2 separate regions of the Homo sapiens genome follow, and region 1 is linked to region 2. Evidence: read pairs that join two places in POLR2A ChIA-PET (ENCODE). Cell type or tissue: OCI-LY7. All regions are shown on one strand. Links, peaks and the distances in the headings refer to the core of each region. The heading gives the core; the rest is flanking DNA.

Evidence for each region. ChIA-PET counts read pairs that join two places held together with the same protein. Peaks named below come from ENCODE experiments on the same cell type or tissue, not always from the same donor. Only the 100,000 strongest peaks of a DNase experiment are listed, where the experiment ranks them.
Region 1: POLR2A ChIA-PET joins it to region 2 with 7 read pairs; 15 of 35 experiments call an interaction of 5 or more read pairs at or near these places.

The regions. Positions count from the first base shown.
Region 1 is chr9:125,133,023-125,140,948 of GRCh38, forward strand. The region is part of intron 2 of SCAI (suppressor of cancer cell invasion); the gene reads right to left. Among named protein-coding and RNA genes, the nearest start is that of SCAI, 6.5 kb to the right of the region's middle. In OCI-LY7, for the core only: no CTCF peak of the experiment used is centred there; no DNase peak of the experiment used is centred there.
Region 2 is chr9:124,946,994-124,954,919 of GRCh38, forward strand. SCAI (suppressor of cancer cell invasion) reads right to left here. Exons shown (of 18, transcript NM_001144877.3): 18 at 1-5,960. The coding sequence ends at 5,814. It also overlaps a transcript of GOLGA1 not described here. Among named protein-coding and RNA genes, the nearest start is that of GOLGA1, 9.9 kb to the left of the region's middle. RefSeq lists an enhancer at 3,391-3,440. In OCI-LY7, for the core only: no CTCF peak of the experiment used is centred there; a DNase peak (open chromatin) is centred at 3,508; H3K4me3 peaks cover 722 bases; H3K27ac peaks cover 2,179 bases.

The sequences.
Region 1 (7,926 bases), core at 1,634-6,633, 190 kb after region 2:
TCTCAAGATACTGTGGAGAAAAGTAAAAGGCAAGCCATACATGGGAGAAAACATAAGCAAAACACATACCTAATAATGAATTTGTGGCCAGGCACAGTGGCTGACACCTGTAATCCTAGCACTTTGGGAGGCCGCTGTGGGCAGATCACTTGAGGTCAGGAGTTCGAGACCAGCCTAGGCAACATGGCGAAACCCCAGCTCTACTAAAAATACAAAAATTCACCGGGTGTGGTAGCAGGCGCCTTAATCGCAGCTCCTACAGAGGCTGAGGCAGGAGAATCACTTGAACCTGGGAGGCGGAGGGTGCAGTGAAATGAGATCACACCACTGCACTCCAGCCTGGGTGATAAAGTGAGACTTCGTCTCAAAAACAAAAAAAAAAGATTTTGCTTTTTTAAATTTTGTTTTTAGAATACATAAAGAACTCTTACAACTATGTAAGAAGACAAACAACTGACAAAAAGTGAGCAAAAGATTTGGATACTTCACTAAGTTATATGAATGGCAAATTAGCACATGAAAAGATACTCAACATTATCAGTCATCAGGGAAAGGCAAATGAAAACCACAATGACACGTACCAGTGTACACCCACAGAATGGCAAACAATGGTGGTGGTTTTAAGGGTATACATGTATTTCAAAACTTATCAAATTGTACACTTCAAATATGTACAGCTCACTGTATGCCAACTGTACCTCTACAGACCTGTTCAAAAAACAAAAAAAAAAGAAAGAATCACAAGACCAAGTATTGGTGAGGACATTTGGAAGGGCTAGGATTCAAACTCTAATGCAAGATTTCTCAGCCTCAGAACTAATGACATTTTGAGCTGGGGAACTCTTAGATTAGGATGCTGTCCCATGCATTTTAGGATGTGTAGCAGTATATCTGGCCTCTACTCACTAGGTGCTCCAAGTTGTAACAACCCAAAATGTCTCCAGACATTCTCAAATGTCCCTTAGGAGGCAAAACCCCCTTAGTTGAGAACCACCCCTTAGTCTGACACCACAGCCCAAGCTCTTAAAAACATCTTTCTTTCCACTTCTGGCACTATCTTGGTTCAGGTCCTGAATTTAGTTCACCCAAGACCTCATTATTAGTCAGTCTACATCTAGGCTGTCATCTCTTGTCATTTCAATAGTCACACTACCAACAAATTAACCTTCTAAACCTTCAGGGCTTAGATAAATGACTGCAGAAACTGCCCTCACTACCACTATGCAGAATTCCTATAAACCCTTTGTATGTACTGTGTAAACCTTTGTATATATACAAAGTCATTACACTGTCTCATATTTCAGTGTCTGTCTTCCCATTAATACATGAGATTTTCCCCAACAACGGCCACCTCACTCATATCTATATCCCTAGAACCCAGAACTAGAAAGCATTCAAATGTTTCTTAAACAAATTACATACAACAACAAAATGCCCGGATCTCTTTGCTTTAAATATGTAACAACAACAACAACAACAAAAGCCCCCAAATCATACAGTAAAGCTTTCATCAATGTGAATCCTATCCAAACAAATGGATCTTGTTCCTAATAGGACCAGAAAGGATTCTCCAACTCATAACCCAAACATCATTAACAGACATATTGGACTCTTCAGAATTTTCCAAAAGCACATAGAGACCAAGTTTCCTAATCTTTTTTGTGTGTGTGTGAGATGGAGTTTCGCTCTTGTTGCCCAGGCTAGAGTGCAATGGCACGATCTCGGCTCTCTGCAACCTCCGCCTCCCAGTTTCCAGCGATTCTCCTGCCTCAGCCTCCTGAGTAGCTGGGATTACAGGCATGCGCCACCACGCCAGGCTAATTTTGTATTTTTAGTAGAGACGGGGTTTCTCCATGTTGGTCAGGCTGGTCTTGAACTTCCAGCCTTAGGTGATCCGCCCGCCTCAGCCTCCCAAAATGCTGAGATTACAGGCATGAGCCACCACGCCCGGCCAGTTTCCTAATCTTAAAACTCCTTTCAGTCCATTGCAGTTTTTCAGGGGCATTAAATAGTATCACATTATTTTGGACAACCAAACCCATCCCACACTAACTCCTCTTGCCACCAATTCATTTATTGGTTCACTAGTTTTACTGAGCTCCCCCTTAGTACCTTATAAGGGTGCAAAGATGAACTATGATAAGGAAATAAAAGTTTTAAGGGGAAAAAGATACAAAGAAATAATAATGCATGAGGTTCTTATCTCAAACTGTCTTTGTTTTTCTTAAACTGTCTTACAGTTTGGTCTGCACTAGAAATGTTCTCAAAAGATAACTCAGCCACTAACTAACACCTATCAAAAAGAATTATTTAACATCAATATCCTAAAATAAAAATCATAATTTTAGGCCAGGCACGATGGCTCACGCCTGTAATCCCAGCACTTTGGGAGGCCAAGGCAGGCGGATCAATTGAGGCCAGGAGTTCGAGATCAGCCTAGCCACCATGGGGAAACCCCGCCTCTACTAAAAACAGAAAAAATTAGCTGGGCATGGTGGTGCGCCCCTGTAATCTCAGGTATTCAGGAGGCAGAGGCACAAGAACCACTTGAACCCAGGAGGCAGAGGTTGCTGTGAACCGAGATAGCATGACTGCACTCCGGTCTGGGAAACAGAGTGAGACTCCATCTCAAAACTAAATAAAAATTTTTAAAATCCTAATTCTGGGCTGGGCATGGTGGCTCATGCCTGTAATCCCAGCACTTTGGGAGGCCAAGGCGGACGGATCACCGGAGGTCAGGAATTCAAGACCAGCCTAACGAACATGGAGAAACCCCATCTCTACTAAAAATACAAAATTAGCTGGGTGTGGTGGCGCATGTCTGTAATCCCAGCTACTCAGGAGGCTGAGGCAGGAGGATCACTTGAACCCAGGAGGCAGAGGCTGCAGTGAGCCGAGATCACACCATTGCACTCCAGCCTGGTCAACAAGCAAAACTCCATCTCAAACAAAAAAAAAAAAAACAAAAAAAAAACCATAATTCTGTCAACTGTTTTCTAAAATGTACTACATATGTAATATAACTGTCAACAACTCTACATAGCAGACCCGTTCAATCAGTTACTCAAGGCTACATTCAACAATTAACTTACCTTTTTTTTTTTTTTTGAGACAGGTTTTCACTGTTGCCCAGGCTGGAGTGCAGTGGTGCAATCATGGCTCACTGCAGCCTCCACCTCCCAGTCTCAGCTGATCCTCCCACCTCAGCCTCCCAACTAGCTGGGACTACAGGTGTGTACCACCACACCTGGCTAATTTTCGTATTTTTGGTAGAGATGAGGTTTCACCATGTTGCCCAGACTGGTCTTGAACTCCTGGGCTCACACCATTCATCTGCCTCAATTAATTCATCTTGAAGTGTTTACCAGGAATTTATATCATTTGATATTCAGAATTTCTATAGCCACAGTATAAAACTGATACTAATACCTTTCTTTTTTTTTTTTTTTTTTTTTTGAGATGGAGTCTCGCTTTGTCGCCCAGGCTGGAGTGCAATGGCGTGGTCTCAGCTCACTGCAACCTCTGCCTCCCAGGTTGAAGCGATTCTCCCGCCCCAGCCTCCTGAGTAGCTAGGATTACAGCTGCCTGCCACCACGCCCGGCTAATTTTTGTACTTTTAGTAGAGACGGGGTTTCGCTACATTGGCCAGACTGGTCTCAAACTCCTGACCTCGTGATCTGCCAGCCTGGGCCTCCCAAAGTGCTGGGATTACAGGTGTGAGCCAGCATGCCCGGCAACTAATACCACTTTTTTTTTTTTTTTTTGAGACGAAGTCTTGCTCTGTCACCCAGGCTAGAGTGCAGCGATCTCGGCTCACTGCAACCTTCTCCCAGGTTCAAGTGATTCTCCTGCCTCAGCCTCGCAAGTAACTGGGATTACAGGCATGCGCCATTGTGCCTGACTAATTTTTGTATTTTTTAGAGATGGGGTTTCACCATCTTGGTCAGGCTGGTCTTGAACTCCTGACCTTGTGATCCACCCGCCTCGGCCTCCCAAAGTGCTGGGATGACAGGTGTGAGCCACCGCGCCCGGCCTAACACCTATTTTTTTAAATATCTGGCTACAACCATTACATCCTTATTCTATAATTCATCTTTGGGGTCTTAACTGTACATTTTGTTTTCTAGTTTTAGAGCAACCCCTGCACTGTTTTCTGAGGAAAATCTTGGTCCTGCCCATAGGACCTTTAAATACATGTGCTGGTTGTCCATTCAGGTCAAAATGCTGACATGATCAGGATCTAACCTAAATCAGGCATGCTGAATATGTAGCCTCATGATTCTGGACTGAGAAAATAAACTCATTGCAACCTGATGCTTACTTAAATTCCTGGAGAATTACTAAAGGATTTGTTCACTCAAAAATTCAATAAACTGTTCTCTACGTGCCAGATGCTATTCTAGCTGCTGGGGATAAACAGTGAACAAAACACGTATAGTCCCCACAGTGTACGCATCCCTCTTTACCTCTGAATCAAGCCAAACCATCAGAGAGCCATATACCAAAACCACATTGCTTTGGCCCCGTGGAGACTGTTCACTGGCAATAACTCACTTGGATTGAGAAGTATAAGAAGCAATCTTTATTTATTTATTTAAGACGGAGTCTCACTCTGTTGCCCAGGCTGGAGTGCAGTGGTGCAATCTCAGCTCACCGCAACCTCCACCTCCCAGGTTCAAGAGATTCTCTGGCCTCAGCCTCCTGAGTACCTGTGATTACAGGCACGCGCCACCATGCCCGGCTAATTTTTTGTATTTTTAGTAGAGATGGGGTTTCGTCATGTTGGCCAGGCTGGTCTCAAACTCCTGACCTCAGGTGATCCACCCGCCTCAGCCTCCCAAAGTGCTGGGATTACAGATGTGAGCCACCACGCTTGGCCAAGAAGCAATCTTTAAAAACTCACGTTTGATTTTAGAGATACCATGAATCTGAAAACTGAACTTTATTTTCTTCTTCATTTTACTCCAGAAAACTCAGAGCCAAACACCAAAGCAACCATTAGCAATGATGCAGGACTTTCCGGTCCATGCACTAATTCTGCCACTGGCTTTATCTGCTTCTTTCATTTCTTCTTGGCCTTTATTTTTAATCTTCTCATTTTGAAAAGAAGTGGGAAATAAAAGATATTTGATGGGTGTTTTTTAACCTAAAATTTATTGTGTACCTTCTATGTGCCAGGCACTATCCTAGGCACCTTACAACCTTGGGGAAGTCGAACTATTATTTCTTTTTTTTTTTTTTTTTTTTTTGGAGACAGAGTTTCGCTCTTGTTGCCCAGGATGGAGTGCAATGGTGCAATCTCGGCTCACTGCAACCTCCACTTCCTGGGTCCAAGCGATTCTCCTGCCTCAGCCTCCCGAGTAGCTGGGATTACAGACATGCGCTACCACGCCCAGCCAATTTTTTTTTTTTGAGGCGGAGTCTCGCTGTCGCCCAGGCTGGAGTGCAGTGGTATGAGCTCAGCTCACTGCAAGCTTTGCCTCCCGGGTTCACGTCATTCTCCTGCCTCAGCCTCCTGAGTAGCTGGGACTACAGGCACCTGCCACCACGTCCAGCTGATTTTTTTTGTTTTTAGTAGAGACGTGGTTTCACTGTGTTAGCCAGGATGGTCTCGATCTCCTGACCTTGTGATCCGCCCGCCTTGGCCTCCCAAAGTGCTGGGATTACAGGATTGAGCCATCGTGCCCGGCCCAATTTTGTATTTTTAATAGAAATGGGGTTTCTCCATGTTGGTCAGGCTGGTCTCAAACTCCCGACCTCAGGTGATCTGCCCACCTTGACCTCCCAAAGTGCTGGGATTACGGGCGTGAGCCACCACGCCAGCAGAACTATTATTTCTACTATATAGATGAGGAAACTGAGGCAGAGACAGGCTTATTAACTTGCACATGATCTCGCAAACTACATTTGACAGAGCTGAATTCAAATTCAGCCCAGACCATTTCATGTAAGTGTATGTACAGGCCATGATGGGACCCAATAAGGTGGAGCAGAGGGAGGGTGGGGGGAAGCCCTCACTGAGCAAAGTCTTAAAGGAGGGGGCTTGTCAAGGAGCAAGGAGAAAGTACTCCAGAAAGAAAAAGAAATCACATACAAAAACCCAAAGCAGACCAGGTACTGTGGCTGACGCCTATAATTCAAACACTTTGAGAGTCTGAGGAAGGCAGATAGCTTAAGCCCAGGAGTTCACGACCAGCCTGAGCAACATGGTAAAACCCCACCTCTACAAAAAATGCAAAAATTAGCTGGGCATAGTGATGCACATCTGTAGTCCCAGCTACTTGGGAGGCTGAGGTGGGAAAATCACCTGGGCCCGAGAAGTCAAGGCTCCAGTGAGCCATTGTCACACCATTGCACTCCACCCTGAAGTGAGACCGTCTTTAAAAAACAACAACAACAACAACAAAAACAACAAAAACCCTAAAAACAAAAAACCAAAGCAAAGAGGGAACATAAGTTCTGGGAATGGCAAATGGAGCACGGAGTTACATTCAGCAATTAATTCATCTTGAAGGTTCACCAGAAAGTTAAATCATTTAAAAGTAGACATTTAATAGTTCCATCATTGAAAATCGATATGGCCAAAGTATTAACCGTGGCTGGGAAAGTATGAAGAAGTAAAATAAAGGCAATTTTTTTATATGATTAGGCTAAAAGTCTGAATGATGTTCAATAAGCAATGAGGAAGCACAGAGGGATCCTAAGCATGAGAATTACAAGATCGATTTGCACAGTACAGGGAGGGAATTACAGATTCAAGGTAGGGAAACCAGTCAGAAGGCTACTGAAGAGTCTGGCAGTGGGGTAATGAGAGTTAAATGAGAGCTATCCAAAAGAAATACAATGCAAAGAAATACAATGCAAGTTAAATGTATGCAGCTTTTAATTTTCTAGTAGCCATATTAGAAAAAATAAAAAGAAAGGCTGGGTATGGTGGCTCACGCCTGTAATCCTAGCACTTTGGGAGGCCAAGGCTGGCGCATCACTTGAGCACAGGAGACCAGCCTGAGCAACACAGTGAGACCCTGTCTCTTACAAAAAATAAAAAGTTAGCCTGGCATGGTGGTGCACATCTGTAGTCCCAGGTACTTGGGAGGCTGAGGTGGAAGGATTACCAGGTCGAGGCTGCAGTGAGCTGTGATTGCACCACTTCACTTCAGCCTTGACAACAGAGCCAAGCCCTGTCTCAGAAGAAAAATAAAAAGGAAAAAGAAGTAAGTGAAGGCCAGGCCCGGTGGCTCACACCTGTAATCCCAGCACTTTGGGAGGCCTAGTCAGACAGAGCACTTGAGGCCAGGAGTTCAAGACCAGCCTGGCCAACATGTTGAAACCCCGTCTCTACTAAAAATACAAAAATTAGCCGGGCATGGTGGCAGGCGCCTGTAATCCCAGCTAATCGGGAGGCTGAGGAAAGAGAATTGCTTGAACCCAGGAGGCGGAGATTGCAGTGAGTCAAGATCACATCACTGCACTCCAGTACGGGCAACAAAGTAAGACTTTGTCTCAGGAAAAAGTAAGTGAAAATAATTTTAGTAACAATTTTATTTACAGCCAGGCATGGCAGCTCACACTTGTAATCACAGCACTTTAGTAGGCCAAGGTGGTTGGATCATTTGAGCCCAGGAGTTTGAGACCAGCCTGGGCAACATGGCCAAACCTTGTCTCTACAAAAAAAAAAAAAAAAAAAAGAGCTGGGTGAGGTGTCAGGCGCTTGTAGTCCCAGCTACTCCAGAGGCTGAATTGGCTGGGTGGCTTGAGCCCAGGAGGTGGAGGTTGCAGTATGCTGAGATTGCACCACTGCACTACAGCCTGGATGACAGAGCCAGACCCTGTCTCAAAAAAAAAAAAAAGTATTTACTCCAATATACCTAAAATATTGTCTCACTATGTCATCAATATAAAAAGTTACTGAGAAATTTTATTTAT
Region 2 (7,926 bases), core at 1,324-6,323:
TCCTATCCTACTTAGGTTAGGCCATCCCTTAGCTAATGCCCCCTTTTCTGCCTCATAGAGACACATAAAACACTGATGAAAAAAGAATTGTTCCAAAATCAAAATTCAGTATGAGGCATAAAAATGACAACTGGGAATATATTTCCCCTATTTAATGGACATTTTCCTATGTTTTTAAATGTGATTAAAGCAATTTTTTTCCACAGCCTCTCTATTAAGCCCCAATATACATAATTTACTACTCAGTAATAATACTTAAATATGGATCAAGAAAATAAAGGACTACTACAGCCTAAGAATCTGCTGGTGTCTCAGTTTCACATACTTAGGTTTTTCAGGTTATATCACTAATTTATCATCAGTTTAAATAAAAATTTGCAGGTGATTTTAAAGCTAAGAATAAATATCTAGCTTTCTGTTAAGATCTTCATATCCTAATTTCAACTCCAAATTAGCCCATTTTATCCAAACACAAGCCTCTCAAAATAGAGGCTTATGAATGAGATACAGCCACAACCTAATTACAGCAGCATGAACAATGCCACTAGGATGTCCTCACAGAACTTAAATAAATTCAGCCCACAATGGGTATGGGTACATAATATACACATACTGTATCACTGCATACCAATATATTTACAAATATGTATACATATATACAAAAAGTATACACAGAGATTGCATGTAGCATCACAAAAATATACATATGCCATTACAAATAAAATAAGAATTTCAAATAAATAAGGTCAACAAAAGAGCCCTCAAGGTAAATACCCTCTATGATTTCCAAACACACACAGGAACATATACACCCAAAACATCACCAGGAGACTCATAGCATTCATATTCATATCAAATCTTTTACTCAGGGTGGGGAGGTGGTTTTGAATCACTGGCAATGGCCAAATTAGCAGACCTTGGTACCTGACTATATTTCCAGTCCAGAGTGTTCTCTGTATATCAGGCTGATTACAAGTCTCCATAAATAAAATTTTTCAGCTGGGTCCAAACTGCTTCTCAGAGACAGAAAGTTACTATATCACACATGTCAGAGATTAAACTTGGAGGAGAGTGCTAAAGAAAGCTCCATAATACCTAATACATAAATCCGATTTGTCGCTTTTCCCATTATCCTGACTAAATCAGTATAATTACGACATAATCTGTTTCAGGGAATTCTATTGCACAAAGGAAATAAAGGGCAGTAGCCAGAAGTTGGAGGGGAGGGAACCACCCGGATCCTCTATCAGGAAAACTCCAGCCACAATTGGATTGCACTTTGCTTCTGAAATCCTGAAACGTTTCAATTTGGTAAAAATAAAGAGGGTACAATAAATTCTGTGCTTTGAAAGGTTTGAGAGCACCACTTTCTAAGAGAAACACACACATGCAAATGAAGAATACATCCTGGCTAGAATAAAAGATAAAATGTCAGATTTGTGGATTTTTACAATAAAAATTTGATACTGTTTTGTGCCAAAATACAAATCCCTAATTATTCTTTCTTGTTCATTATAGAAAGCAGTCTGAGCTACTGAGAAGACTGGGCTGAGATGAGGAGATCTGAGTTTTAGTTCTAGCTCTATCACTATGAATAGCTTTTTGGGTCTCAGCTTTCTCTTCTGTAAAATAGAGAAGATAGTTGCTTTACCAACTTCAGAAATATACAGATAAAGAAAGAGAAAATTCCACTGTGCTTCATTTTGTTTTGTGTATAACTGACTTCTTGCAGTCTTATGCTTTCTATGTTGTTTACAGTGATAGTTAAGAGAGATGAGAGACTATCAGAATCTCCAGGGACAGTTTGTGCAATTTGAAAACAAAGGAGTGCTTTTTCCCTTTGCTTTGCTCTGTTCTTAGTTCCAATATTTAAATTTTTATGAATTATAAAATTAAATACATTAGGGTTTAAATTTTTTTATAAAGGGCAGGTGGTATGCATTTTTAAAAAATGAAATTCTTTGCCACTATCATCAGCTCAAGCCCATTGGGCAACTGTCCTTTTAGATAATTCTTCTCCCTTGATTAAAGAAATACAGAAGCTGGGTAAGGTACAAGGAGGATTTATTAAACTGTATGTTTAGGCTGGGCGTGGTGGCTCATGCCTGTAATCCCAGCACTTTGGGAGGCCGAGGCCAACGGATCACCTCAAATCAGGAGTTCGAGACCAGCCTGACCAACATGGTGAAACCCCATCTCAAAACACAAAATTAGCTGGGTGTGGTGGCACATGCCTGTAATCCCAGCTACTGGGGAGGCTGAGGCAGGAGAATCACTTGAAACTGGAAGGTGGAGGTTGCAGTGAGCTGAGATCCTGCCACCACACTGCAGCCTGAGTAACAAGAGTGAAACTCCGTCTCAAAAACAAAAAACAAAAAAACTATGTTTAAAACTTTCATAAAAAGAAAGAAAAGGCAAAGTGTTCATGCAAATGTGACCTTCCTAATGAAGCCTACCCTGATCATCACTTTTTCTTTTCTTTTTTTCCAGAGACGAGGTCTTGCTTTGCCATCCAGGCTGGAGTGCAGTGGTGCAATCACAGCTCACTGCAGCCACAAACTCCTGGGCTCAAGTGACCCTCCCACCTCGGCCTCCCAGGTAGCTGGGACTAATAGGGTCATGCCACCATGCCCTGCTTGATCACTCTTTTAAACATTGTTCTTCTCTTAAGAAAACAAACAAAAGATTTACCTTACCATAATCTACACTTTTCCATCCTACTTAACATTTTCTAACATAAATTACTTATGTTTATTGCCTTACTCCTTCTACTAGAATGTAAGCTTCATGAACATGAGGATTTTTAAGTCTATTTTGTTTGCTTCCCCAATGCCCAGAAGAAAATCTGGAGTATAGTCTTTGTTTAATACGCATTTTTTTGAAGGCATCAATGAAACAATAACATTTTCCAGCACAGTTTTCCTCTCTTTGAAGATTCAAGATCACTTCAGTCCACTTTAGATTTTTAACTACCAGTAAGGAATTACACTATTAGCTTAAGGGGCAACATCATAAGGGTCAATGTTGTGATTTCTAAGACCCTCATTTTTAGACAAGCATGTTTCTAATCATAAAAGCTCTAATTTCCTCAGGAGAGTCTCTGTCTGTACTAGTTTCTAAAACAGCTAAGTGGGACCCAGATTTTCTTGAACAAAATCTAGGTAAATATGACTTACAAAAGAAAAGGTTGTGTACACTACAAACAGGGTAAATAGTTCTCTTGGTGGTTGGAGTGGGGAAATCAATATTTTTGGAACCAAGAGTCCAAATTACAGAATCAGAGTTGGAGAAGACCTGGGCCAACCTCTTCATTTTACAGATGAGAGTGCTAACAAGCAGAGACATGAAGACAGTTGTCAAAGGGCATAACGCTTAAGTTACCAGGAAAGCCAGGACTAGAACTTAGGTCTCCTAGTTCTCAGACCAGTGTTCTTTATGCTTAACGGGGGAGGATAAAGCTCAGAACAGTAAATACTATTTTAAACATTAGAGGACAGGAAACTCTGTGTTGGTAGGAGCATAACTGGCACAGGACTTAAGGGGAATTGAAACAAGAGGTCAGAAAACCGAAGATAGTCTATTGCTGTAGTTCAATGAACACTGTTACTAAAGGAAAGCTATGAAGTTTATTAAGATACTGAAAAAAAAGGAAAGCAGTCTTTACCTGAAAATGAAAACCCACTAGCAAAGGAAATCTTTCCAGGGTAACTTTTCCCAAGCTTTCTGAAATACTGTTTGAAAGAACAAACAAAAAAATTTTTAAAAAGTAAACAGGCCAGGTACAGTGGCTCACACCTGTAATCCTAGCACTTTGGGAGGTTGAGGCAGGAGGATCACTTGAGCCCAGGAGTTTGAGGCCAGCCTGCTCAACAAAGTGAGACCATGTCTCTACAAAAAATTAAAAAATAAAGAAAATTAGCCAGGCATGGTGGCGCATGCCTGTAGTCCCAGCTACTTGGGAGGCTGAGGTGAGAAGATTGCCTGAATCCAGGAATTTGAGGCTGCAGTGAGCCATGAATGTACCGCTGCACCCCAACCTGGGCAACAAAGCAAGACTCTGTCTCTTAAAAAAAAAAAAAAAAAAAAGTAAAATACTCCCCAAGTCCCCAAACCCCAAAAACAGTAACTTTGGACTTCAGGTTTGAAAAATCAGCAAATCAAAGCAGGAATGGGAATAACTTAGACCCAAATTAGTCTCTATGCCAGAAATGAAAACCAAGTTAAAAATAATAGCCAGGTGCGGTGGCTCACGCCTGTAATCCCAGCACTTTGGGAGGCTGAGGCAGGCAGATCACAAGGTCAGGAGTTTGAGACCAGCCTGACCAACATGGTGAAACCCCGTCTCTACTAAAAATACAAAAATTAGCCAGGCATGGTGGCGGGCACCTGTAATCCCAGCTACTCGGGAGGCTGAGGCAGGAAAATTGCTTGAACCTGGGAGGCGGAGGTTGCAGTGAGCCGAGATAGCCCCACTGCACTCCAACCTGGGCAACAAAAGCAAGACTCTGTTTCAAAAAAAATAAATAAATTTAGAGTATAATTTACCTAGGGCCATGGGAAAGAGATATCAAAAGCAATCAGCTCACTTCTCCTGGGACTGCCAGATGTGATCCTGTACAGAAAATTAGGTATAAGGCCTTCTCATTCATAGATTTCTGAAATTGAATGCTGCATAATCAAAAAGGAGGGAGGACTTCATAGCAAGTGACTGTGAAATTATAAAGGGAATGACAGGGAAGGAAAACACAAAAAAGAAAAATCTTTATAATATACACTGAGTCCTATTTAAGATAATAAAAATTTTGTGCATGAATATAAAATACTAAATACAGGGAATGTTAATAAATCTTATTTCCAAATTACCAATGCAAAATCAACTTACATTTTAGGTTTCATAACACCCAGTTACCCCTTACCAAAATTTAAAACATCTATGACTTTGAAGTCTCATAAATTTGAATGAGGCAAAAAATTAAAACTTTATGTCACAGACATCAATCCAGTCTTTAAATGTGATCTCATAAACCAAGAGTTTAAATAGAATTCCTATTGGAGACATTGTATTATGAAACCAATGACATGGTTTTTTGACTAAAATATTTCAAAGTTGTTTCCTTTTTCATTTCCAGCATTCACAGACTACAAAGAAAATATGCAAATAAATCTCATAATACTCATACATTCCAAGTAATATTACCACCTCAAGTCCTCAATCAAGATGTAGCTTTCAGATGCAATTCAATCCAATTTCTGAAATTATGACAGTATTGAAAGAAATTAAATGATTTCAAAAAACTGGCTTGATCATGTTTCAAAGGATCAAACATTTTTCTACCAGCTAAGTTGGAATGAGAAAAAATATATTATGGAGGGACTCTGTTCTTGATTTTCAGTAGTCCATGGTGGCTAGCTTCATCATTATGAACCATTACATATTTCCAAATCCAGACATTTAACTTAGGTCCAAGTATAAGAGTTGGATTTACCTCATTATACAAAAATAAATGATTTACTCTTCTCAGGGTGAGAATAGTGACTATTTGAGTGTAGGATTAGAAGTTGGAGGTAAATATCCATCCCTCAAAATCAAAAAATAAAAATTCCAAGGTTAAGATTTTAAAAGACCTGAAAGGTTGCATTTTAAAACAGTTACCCTAAAAGTGTGAACATTTTTTTGTTTGTTTTTAAAATGGTGGCCCTAAATTAAAAAATAAAAACTAAGTAACACCACTATGTGTCTTATCACGTTAGAAAACTGCACCATTTAAAATTTGTGGAAAATGAAAACTTGTTTCGACAACAGGGTTTTTGTTTTAATAGTCATCAATGGTATTCTCAAAGAACACGTTTCGAACATCCAGAATGGATGCTAATTCCAAAATGTGCTTCTGGAGATGAGGATTCTCCACTGTTTCATCCCTTGGCAGTTGTGGATATGATTCTGGATAATTTCGTGTTTCCTGGTAGGCAAAGAAGAGAAAAGTCAAGTTTTGTAGTCTAATGAAAGAAAATTATACACATTGATAACAGTGTCAAGGAGTAATATGTATTTTCACTTTTATACTGGAATGATTCTTATTAATATATTTGTTGAATATTGAATTGCTGATATTTAACCATTTTGACCTCTAAAAATGACAGTTTCAGATGAATCAATGTAATATATTCATTTAGTGAGTTATTCCACAAATGTTTACTGAGGCCTATTGTTGCTAGACACTATGCTCTGTATCACGTGGAAACCATATAATTCATGCTACTGGGGGGAAAATCCTAACACATATAGAATTTCAACAAGTATATGTTAAATAAATAAAAAGATATTGCTTTGGAAATTAAAATGAGGCTGGGGCAGCCGGGCACCATGGCTCACGCCTGTAATCCCAGCACTTTGGGAGGCCGAAGCGGGCAGATCATGAGGTCAGGAGTTTGAGACCAGCCTGGCCAACATGCTGAAACCCCATCTCTACTAAAATACAAAAATTAGCCGGGCATGGTGGTGGGCACCTGTAATCTCAGCTATTCAGGAGGCTGAGGCAGGAGAACTGCTTGAACCCGGGAGGCGGAGGTTGCAGTGAGTTGAGATCACGCCATTGCACTCCAGCCCAGGTGTTTCACCATGTTGGCCAGCCTGGTCTCGAACTCCTGAACTCAGGTGATCTGCCCGCCTCAGCCTCCCAAAGTGTTGGGATTACAGGCGTGAGCCACCGTGCCCGGCCTAGAAATTCTTCTTCATTTGGTAAGTTCTATAAACTATAATCCTGCCATACATTTAAAATTTCCTGAAGAAGTTGCTACTTTTCTGTACATTTCATGCAACAGTTCATACATACAAATGTTAACTTCTCTCTACCTATAGGACTCACTCACACATTACAAAAATAAATTTTTTTTTTTGAGATAAAATCTCACTGTGTTGCCCAGGCTGGCTTACTGCAGCCTTGCAATGAGCTCAAGCAATCCTCCCACCTCAGTCTCCCAAGAAGCTGGCACCACAGGTGTGCACAACCATGCGCAGCTAATTTTGGTATTTTTTGTAGAGACAGGGTCTTGCCATGTTGGTCTTGAACTCCTGAGCTCAACCAATCTACACGCCTCGGGCCTCCCCAAGTGCTGGGATTACAGGCGTGAGCCACTGCACCCAGCCCTAATTAGAGGTTTAAATACTACTGTTTCAGAAATTGAAAAAGCAGACAGAAAATCAACAAAAATACAGAAGATACAAAGAACACTCTTCAATTTAGTTTAATATCAAATGGAACAAACTGACATTTTTATATCATTCCATCTAGTAATAGCAGAATACACTGAATTCTTTTCAAGTGCAGATAAAACCACTGCCAAGATAATTCACATGCTTGGGTTAAAAAACAAACTGAATAAATTTTAAAACTGAAACTATACAGTTAAAGCAATGCTTAAAAGGTAAGTACTTCTATGCTCAATAGTTACACAATCCTCCCACTGAAACATCACAGCAATCTCATGAGGTAGCTTCTGTTATCATTTTACAGATAAGTAAACTAAGGCTAAGAAAGGTGAGATCACTCTTCAATGTCACACAGCTAGTGAGAGGCACCTTGTATTTTTTTAGTAACGGTTTTATTAAGATACAATTAACATACCATACAATTCACCCATTTAAAGTATACAATTCAGTGGCATTTAATATATCCAGAAAGTTGTTTAACTATCACCACAACCAATTTTAGAGCATTTCGTCACCCCCAAAAGAAGCTCTTTATTCTCTAGCAGATCCCTCCCCCATTCGCCCCAGTCCCCTCCCTCAGCCCTGGATAACCACGCATGTGCTTCTGGTATCAAAAAATTTGCTTATTCTGGACATTCCATATAAATAAGTCATATAATATGTGGTCAAAAATAAAAGGTGGCCGGGTGTGGTGGCTCACCCTTGTAATCCCAGCA